Regions from separate parts of the Homo sapiens genome. Here region 2 is linked to region 1. The links are chromatin contacts, found by Hi-C or POLR2A ChIA-PET in ENCODE. All regions are on one chromosome and are shown on one strand. Each heading gives the region's core, a stretch centred on a gene start or an enhancer-like site at or near the end of the contact. The rest is flanking DNA. Distances are from core to core; before and after follow the strand shown.

Evidence for each region. A loop is a pair of places that touch in the nucleus more often than their neighbours do. ChIA-PET counts read pairs that join two places held with the same protein, here RNA polymerase II (POLR2A). Pooled maps may share reads with other maps.
Region 2: a loop to region 1 is called in a map with no recorded cell type, with 5 times the contacts of the local background. The contact joins two enhancer-like sites. A Hi-C loop is called at or near these places in 1 of 168 maps with a recorded cell type or tissue (MCF 10A), 1 of 37 single-sample maps with no recorded cell type and 4 of 50 pooled maps. POLR2A ChIA-PET finds 5 or more read pairs at or near these places in 1 of 52 experiments (MCF 10A).

What each region holds. Positions count from the first base shown.
Region 1 is chr2:128,726,150-128,730,636 of GRCh38, forward strand. No RefSeq gene overlaps it. Among named protein-coding and RNA genes, the nearest start is that of HS6ST1, 410 kb to the left of the region's middle. Within about 2 kb of position 1,938, at least 3 of the 41 ENCODE cell types and tissues checked have a DNase peak (open chromatin) inside an H3K27ac peak, as active enhancers do.
Region 2 is chr2:128,797,199-128,802,038 of GRCh38, forward strand. No RefSeq gene overlaps it. Among named protein-coding and RNA genes, the nearest start is that of LINC01854, 470 kb to the right of the region's middle. Within about 2 kb of position 1,818, at least 3 of the 41 ENCODE cell types and tissues checked have a DNase peak (open chromatin) inside an H3K27ac peak, as active enhancers do.

The DNA.
Region 1 (4,487 bases), core at 688-3,187:
TGTTAGAAATCCAAATAAAGAGGTCAAGTCTGCAGGTGGATTAGTGAGGCCGGTGTTAAAGAGTGGGAATCTGAGCAGATAAATAGGCTGTGGAGCCAGAAGTTACCCAAGTCTTTGCGATATTACAGGCTGTAAGATTGAATGCAAACACTGTAGAGAGAGAGAGAAGAAAACAGGTCTGAGGTTTGAGCCCTGGGTACTGAGGTTTGAGCCCTGGGCACTCTCAGCTCAAGGTCTGGGTGGTGAAGAGGAGCCAAGAGAGACTCAGAAGGAGCCTGGGTGGGAGGAGGCTATTCTGAGACTGATTCATGTGGGCTGAAAGGGAACTGATATAATCCAAGATAAATGCCACAGCACGGCACAAGTCTGGAATAAGATGCTAAGGAAGGCAAAAGATCAGAAGGAGCTCATAAATGAAAAAACAACTGTTAAAAATATTTTTTGAAGGATTTTGTAAGTTTTGTTGACAGAGTCCAACTGTTGATGGCATATGGTGTAATGTTAAAAGGTGACAGAGAGAAAGTACAATGTCTCACTTTCTGTTTTACTGCCATGATTTTTCTAAAAAAACTAAACCTACAAAATGGAAAGGGTGGATGCAACATGGTTAGGAGGCAGGAGACCCAGCCTAAGGGAGAAGGCAAAAGAAAGCATTAGCAGGGCTGAGCACAGGGCAGATCGTGGCCCAGCATATAAACATCAAAAGGATCATGAAGCCCATTGCTAACCTATGATAAAGCTTGGAGTGATGGAGAGTCCAGAAAATGTCAAGAGGATTCATATTGCACAAATCTTTAAGAAGGTAAAATATATTTTAGAAATTAGAGATCCGAGAGTTGGGTGGTTTCTAGTGAAATTAAATAAATGGCTGTGATAACGTAGTAGGAACCGACAGGAGTTTCTTGAGGTTAAGGGGTGCCAGATTCAGCTTGTTTCTTTTTCTGAATGACCAGTCTGTGACCACTGACATGTGTGGAGCTCAGACTTCTGGTCAAGGTATTAAACCAAATAGAGCTGAATACTTATCATTGCCTGTTGCTCCAAGCAACTGGCTGGTCATTGGTGTTATTTGCTATAACAAGAAAGACTGACAGAACCAGGTTGTGGCTGGGGGAGAAACTGAGATGTCTGTTAGACGTTTTAGTGGACATGTCAGCTTACTACCTTGACTAGAAGTCTGAGCTCATTTATCCATGATAGATGCAATGAAGCAATTAAGAAAAAAGCCCAGTTTCAATGTAAGAAAGAGAAATAACTAGAAGCAATCAACAAAGAAGGAATGCAAAGCCATGACAGAGAGCCAGCGTTGAAGCTGCAGAGCCCTCAGGGGCTGGATCCACTCCTTATGGCAGGGATTTTGTTCTGTGTAAAGATGGACATCGAGGGCTCCATGTGAAAGCTTGGGTGGAGAAGGACTGTGTAGGCCAGGGCTGGGGCACAGGAAGGAGCTTGCCCCTGCAGACTGTGGCAGGGGGAGTTTCCCATGTAAAACTGAAACCCCAGCCTCTGTCACAAAAAGATGTGGGGCTCCAAGTCACACTGCCTATGCCATAGTGTCAAAATAAACAAACAAAAAATGATAATTATTGTAGAATTTGGCCTCATGGCACTTGTCCAATTTGAAATAAGAATATATGGAGACAGAACTCCAAGCAAAAGGGATTTATTTGGGAATGAACAAAGAAATAGGATTGAGATCTCAGACATATGCATAGACTGGGATGGTCTCTGGCATGTCTGGAGAACAAAGGAAAATTAAGGTTTTACTGGGGAGAGAAGAGGTGATGCAAGTTGTTTTGAAAGTTCATTGTCAAGTATCAGTAGCTGCTAGGTGGGACTCAGCATCTTGGAGTTACGGTTAGGCCTTTGTATTTTTGGACTGACCTTGTGAGAGTTGCAAAACAGGCCAGCGTGCCTCTAGAAGTGGCTAGCTGTTCTTGTGCTGCTAGCTTTTCTTGTGTGACTCATGTAGTAAGCTGTGGTTTGGAAACAATTTTTGAGGTGGATCCTATCATCAGATAAATTATGAGTGAGAGTCCTCCCTTCATGGCCTTCCCTGGCTCTATTTTGCTATGGTTTGAAAGAGTGACTCCACTTTGATTCTGACAACTTTCACACATTTTAGGGCTCTGGCAGATGCAATGTTAAGTCCCCTACAAGGACATACCCACAGCTCACGGCACATCCTGGATTGTTACAGAAGGTAAGTCTTGTTGAAGATGAGCTCACAGACAAAATCTCAGAGTAAATGGGGAAACCTAACACTATGAAAGAGAATCAGCAGATGGAAGAAATGGGAATATTTACTCCTGTGGAACTAGCAGCCATAGAGTAAGTGTATTTAAATGATAAATGAGACAAAAAAAAAAAAAAAAGGAGAGAATCTACAGGTACTAGAGAAAGCCACTATGCAAAAGGACCAAATAATTCAAGAAACTAAATAGTCATTGAAATTAAAGGAAAACAATGTCTTTAATAGATAAATAATACAATAGTCCAAATACAACTGACAACTGAAGATAAAATTAGTGAATAGGAAGAAAGAGTTAATCTATCAAAATTCTTTATGGAACAAATAAGAGAAAGATAATTTGAGAGGTGCAGAGGCTAAAATCAGAATCTCAAATACATATCTAATAGAAATTCTTGAAGCAATAATTAGTGAGATTGAGAATGTGACAGTATTTGAAGAAGTTAGACACAAGTCTTGATATTAAAGGAGTACATCAAATATTAAATAGAAAAATTAAAAATAAACTTATCTAGAAGCATCATCATGCAACTTTAGAACATAAAATAAAAAGTCAAAATTTTTAAAGCTATGATAAAAGAAAGACATTAAACACAATGGAAAAGTTTCAGAGTGGCACCTACTCTATCAGACACAAAAGTCTCCAGAAGACAACAGAATAAAATGTTTAAGACGCAAAGGGAAATAATTGTTAACAATAATGCTATATCCAAGTAAACTGTCATCTAGGGAAAGATTTCCATACATACAAAGACTGATAATTTGCCACACATAGATCTTTTCTGAAAGAAGTATTTAAGGATGTGCTTCAGCAAGAAGATCATTGAATGTGGAAAGAAGTATGAGAATGCAAGGAGCAGTATTCAGTGATCAAAGAAGTATGTATGTAAATCCAAATAAGATTGATGGGAAATAATGATTTTTTTTCATGGCTTTAAGTACAACACATAAATACTAAACAAGACTAATTGGGGAATGAAAGGGGGTACATTTAAAAGATAGTGAAAGCATACTGATTCCGTTTTCAGGAGAGAGAAAGCAAATTAGAATTACTGTAGCATTTGTAAGAAAAATATAAATTAGGCATGTATGTTAAAATTTTAAGTTAAAATTAATGATGGAAAAATTTGTCAGTAAAGGTATTTGTGCTTTAAACCAGGATACAACTAAAAGAAAGCTGATATAGCAATAAGCAATATTTATAACAGAAAAAATAAAATGCAAGCTTAGAAACACTATTATGGTGCAATATATAAAGAGGTACAATGATAAAAGGACCAATCCTCCAAGGAGCCAAAACAATCATGAACTTTACATAACTAATGAAATATATAACTATATAAGGTCCTACTTTACAGACGTGCAAGGAAAAATATCAAATATTGATTAAAAATATAAGATGCAACACATATTTTTGAGTAAATAATAGTTATTGATAATTTGTATCAGGCACTGTGGTCACAGCCCCGTTTTACATATGAGAAAATAGAGCCTTGAAAATGTCAAATAGTGTGCCGAGTCATATGGCTAGTTGGGCCTGCAGTGAGACTTGAAGCCATGGAGTATAATTCCGAGGTCATGCTTTTAACCGCTACACAGTGCCTCCTTGAATGTTAACACTGGGGCCAGAAGACATGCTAAGTTGTATTCCTCTATTGTGTTTGGGAAGGCAGGGATATTAATTGTTTAACAAATATTTCTTGAGGGTTTTCTTTATGCCAAATGATGTGCTAGGCACTGGGGATTCAGCATTGGAGGAAACAACAAAACAGAATACCTGCTCCATGGTGCTGAGATTCTAGCATGTGTGTAGGAGAGGGAGAGGAACAACAGTAAATATGAAGAAACATAACATGCCAAGTGATGTTCACTGCAATAAAGAAGCAAGCACAGTAAGGGTCAAGAAGTAGCAGAGAGTGGGGTGGGATTTTATAGAGGGGTCTCTCTATGTTCAGAGATGAGAGGCAAGAAGGGAGTGAATCATGGGAATGTACATTTCCAGGCAGAGTGAGAAGCCCTTGTCAAGCCCCAACAGGGAGCTGGCTGGCTGTGCCAAGGACAGTAAGGAGGCAGATGTGGCTGAATTTCCAGAAGCCAGAGCAGATATGCAAGAAGGGGTCAAGAGGTAGCAGTGTAATACATTTTTGAATTATCTGTATAAACAATGGACAGGGTTTGATGGGGTGATGTTTGTCCCACTGAAATGGAACGTCCCAGCATTTCAGTGACAGAATGT
Region 2 (4,840 bases), core at 568-3,067, 71 kb after region 1:
CTGTAGGGCTGGCCAGCATACTGCACACTAAGATAAGGGGAGTTGTTGCAGTCGTGAGTCTGAATTCCACAGGGCAGTGGCTGGAAGCTCAGGCAGGGTTTCTGTGTTGCAGTCAGGAGGCAGAATTCCTTCTTCTTCGGGAAACCTCAGTCTTTGCTCTTATGGCCTTCACCTGATTGGACAAGGCCCACCCACATTTTAGAGGGTGATCTGCTTTACTCAAAGTCTATTGATTAATACGTTGATCACATCACAACATTGCTAAATCAATGTTGATCACTTTGATTTATATGTTGAATCCTGACAAATACCTTCATGGCAACATCTAGACTGGTGTTTGACCAAACAGCTGGGCGCCATAGCCTAGCTGAGGCGACACATAACGTTAGCCATCACAGCACCGCAGCCTCATGTCTATGTATACCTCCCATAGCACATCGTGGATCTGATGAATGACCAGGTAGCATATGGGACAGTCCCTGGAGTCTTGTAGTTTATTTAGTTCTTCATGCAAAGCACCTAGTGATAGAGACAGTAGGGGCAAATACATTTGCATGCATGATTACTGCTGTGGGAGGAATTCACAAAGAAGGTGACAAGGACGTCAGCTAGAGAGGAATGGAGGTGCAAGAGTGGAGTTGGCTAGTTGAGGGGACCCTGTAGAGAAATGCTGCTGGTCTCACACAGGCATGTGCTGCCTCCTGTCCCCCTCTCCGTGGTCCTGGGTAGGGGGATGGCTTCTGCTAAATACACGTGAGTTTCCAGGAAAGGCAGCCTAAGACTCAGAGAGAGAGTGCAAGACCCTAGGAGAGGCCAGGGGACTCTCAGTTGGGACTCTCCAGCTGTCAGGCCCTGCTCAACATAGGCCTGTTTGTCTTTCAAGGGGGATGTTCTTTCCAGCTGTTGGCAAGCAGAGGCTTCTCTGGGTAGCTGGGCGAGCACCCAGCTTGCATGCATGCACCAGCACCCCACAGCACGCTCGAGGGCAGTTTCTGTTTCTCCCAGGCCCCTGCTTTTAGCCACATCATGTCACATGCTTTCTTTTCGCTATCAAGATCTTCACTACTGGCCCCGATATTTCTACTCAGCTTTCTTTTTCATCTGTTTGAGAATCAGGGGACCTGGGTTCTTTTCCAGCTTCTGACACCAATTGACCTTGAGAACTTAGACAAATGACCGACTTTTCTAACCTCAACTCACATTTGATAAAATGAAGTCACTCTCTTTAATGTCTTCCAAGGCATGTTTCTGCCTGTTTTCAAAAAGACAGAGAATAAATGGCTTCTATGAGACCGTAGAGAAAATCAAAATTCAGATCAGAATTCATGCACTTTGCTGCCCTAAGGTGTTGGCTGGGATTCCCCAGGCTCCCTTATTCTAAGACTCATGTAATGAGCATATCTGGGTTCCTGAGCAGGGCCATGGAAAGTCTGATATGGCACTTGGTGGAGTGAGGAGAGCCAGGATGGAGGAAGTCAGATGGGGAGGAAATCTGAGGAACGGTGCTGGCAGACTCATTGCTCTTTGTCAAAGGCGGAGTATGGAAGGGTGGGCTTGGGGCTGAGGGGCAATGGGGTATGAAATATTGGAACGGGGGCTGAGCTCTGTGTCACTGGCTGCTAACTCCTTCAGCAGCATCCCTGTCCACCCTCCTGTCCCCTAATTGTGCTCCAGAGGCCATTTCTGGAGATGGGTGCAAAAGTGCTCTGATTTCTATTTCTGGGAACTGAGAAATCTGCTGACTGTCTCTGGCTTAGAATAAAACTTACATGTGATGCCAGAATAAGATGTGGCAGGGCCTTCTCTGAGACAGGCTGGCCAACCATCGCAAGGTCAAGATCATCTTACGAAAGGCCACAGAGTGCACACACAGCAAGCACATGCCCTTTCAGTAGTTGTGCCTCAAGATGTGTATTTCGAGTTTTGTTTTGGGATCAGGTAGGACACTGAAGCCCGGGGCAAGGACAGACATAGAGCTGGGGTGGGCCGTGTCCTTTAGTCTGGCTGCCATCTGTCTCTCCTTTCGCAGGTTCCTGGAGTGCAGCTGGCCCACTAGATTATGGCTGTGCTGAGCAGAAAGAAATCTCAGGAAATCCTGGGCATCAATGCAAGGGCTGATTGGCAGGAGGTGTCCATGAGTAGGGAGGGTTACGTTTCTGTTTCTACACTCTGCCCCACTGGCCCCCAAAGGTGTCATGTTCTCCCAGGTATTCCCAACAGGAACCAGGCTCTTCAGGAGTAGTGAGGATTCCCCAGGGCCCCTCTCCTTCCTTGGCTCTCAGGACCCTGTCAGCTTCATGCCAACTGGGCAGACCTGGATAGTTTCCTGCCCTTTCAGACTGGATGCTAGAACCCAGACTCTGTTCAGGAGGCAGAGGGCAGACCAAGGAAATGCCATCCTGCAGATCACTCCCAGCCTCCAAGATGAAAGCCGCTAAGCCCAGGACTGTGTGCATGGGCAGAGCCTGGTGAGGGCAACTGTGAGAACACAGGAATTCACAGGGTGAAGATCCATCTACACTAGGTGCAGTGAAAGTGACTTGCAAAACTCTTAAGCACAACCTATAGAAATATGTTTTACACTGGGATCCAGTTGTGGTCTAGTGCCTGAATATGACACACTTTTACGTGTGTGCATGCAAGTGTACAAAAACAGTATTTGTGTATGCTGGTTATACATTTGCATAAACCTGTTTTGTCCTAGTCCAGGTTTCCCAGAGTACATAGCCTGAGGCAAAGTTTGGGACTCTTGCTTTATTTCCAGTGAGGTGGGAACAGGGAGGGGAGGAGGAACACAAACCTGGGGAACCGTATTCCCAGCTCCAGCTGGCTATGCCACTTCTGCAAGCACAGTGGGTTTTTGGCCATGCTGGATGGCACTGGAGAACCTCTATGGAGCACCACATCTCAGAAAGGTCTGCTGCAAGGAGAGGAAAAGGGCTTTATCTGTTACCTCTTTCCATCTCCTGTCTCTCATCAGTTAACGTTTGCTGCTCAGCAGATAACACCTGTATTTTCAGGCAGAGCCTCCATGGGTCTGGTTGGGTTGAACACGAGAGTGGCAGCTGCCATACTCTCCGCACCACAGGTGTGATGAAGGCCAAGTTGAAAGCACAGGCTTCACTCCTGTGGGCATCTGGGAAAGCCAGTGTCATTAGGAGAGGAGGCAACAGCAGAAGCAGCCAGGGCTCTCTATCGAGCAGAAGGCAGAGAGCCGGAGGTGCAAGGGGACTGAGTAGCTAAGAGTGCACCCCAGAATCTATGTCTGTATGAACTGAGAAAGAATGTCATCTTTCCACATACACACCATATAGTCGTTCTTACATTGTTATAAAGGAATACCTGAAGCTTGGCAGTTTAAAAAGAAAAGAGGTTTAGTTGGCTCACGGTTCTGTAGGCTGTACAGGAAGCATGGTGCTGGCATCTGAACCTGGTGAGGGCCTCAGGAAGCTTCCAATCATGGTGGAAGGCAAAGGGGAGTAGGCGCATCACATGGAGAGACTGGGAGCAAGAAAGAGTGGCAGGAAGCACCACATACTCTTTTCTTTTTTCTTTTTTTGAGATAGAGTTTTGCTCTTGTTGCCCAGGCTGGAGTGCAATGGCACAATCTTGGCTCACTGCAACATCTGCCTCCCGGGTTGAAGCGATTCTTCTGTCTCAGCCTCCTGAGTAGCTGGGATTACAGGCGCATGCCACCACGCCCAGCTAATTTTTGTATTTTTAGTAGAAATGGGGTTTCATCATATTGGTCAGGCGGGTCTCGAACTCCTGACCTCAGGTGATCCACCTGCCTCTGCCTTCCAAAGTGCTGGGATTACAGGCATGAGCCACTGCCCCCAGCCCCACCACACACAACAACCAGATATCCTGTGAACTCGGAGCACCCCCCACTCCTCACCAAGGCCATGGTGCTAAACCATTCATGAGGGACCTGCCCATGATCCAATCACCTGTTATCAGGCCCCATCTCCAACTTTGGGAAGCACATTTCAACATGAGATTTGGAGGGGACAAACACCCAAACCATATTACACACACCCACACACACACACACACACACAAACACATCACAAAACAATCTTTATCCTCACTACTTTGGAATATACTGTGATACTTTCTATTCTTTAAAGAAAAAATAAATCCTGGTTGTTACCCATTGAACTACTATGCCACCTCTTTTAACAAAATCTAGAGGCTTCCCTAGCTCATGTTAGCAGCAGGGAAATTTGCCAGAAACAAAGAGACTGGGAGTCCACCATGCTTATTTTGTTTTGTTTTTAAATTGAAATTCTTGAGATAAATGTAGATTGATGTGAAGTTGCAAGAAATAATACAGAGAAAGAGAGCTCTTGTACCCTTTGCCCATCTCCCCAGTGGTAACATTTTGTAAAACAATAGTATAGCATCAGAACCAGCCACCAACCTTACTCAAATTTCCCCAGCTTTAGTTCCAGTCATTTATGTATATGCATGTGTATTAAGCTCTACACAATTGCTTCAGCTGTGTGGGTTCATGAATCCACCATTATATTCAAGATGCAGAGCACTTCCAATCCAGAGGATCCCTGGGCTGCTTTTTTATAACCACATTGGCACAGTTCCCCAGGCCCTGGCAACTGCTCATCTGCCCTCCAGTTCCAAAATCTTTTCATGTGTTTATTTACCATATGCATATCCTTTTAACATCTGTTCATGTCTTTTGAATTGAATTGTTTTTGTTTCCAGTTCAATTTTGGAGGCTCATTATATTCTAGATGCGAGTCCTGTGCTGGATATATGATCTGCAATTTTTTCTCCTGTTCCACAGTTTGCCTTTTCCTTCTCTTAACAGAGTCTTCAT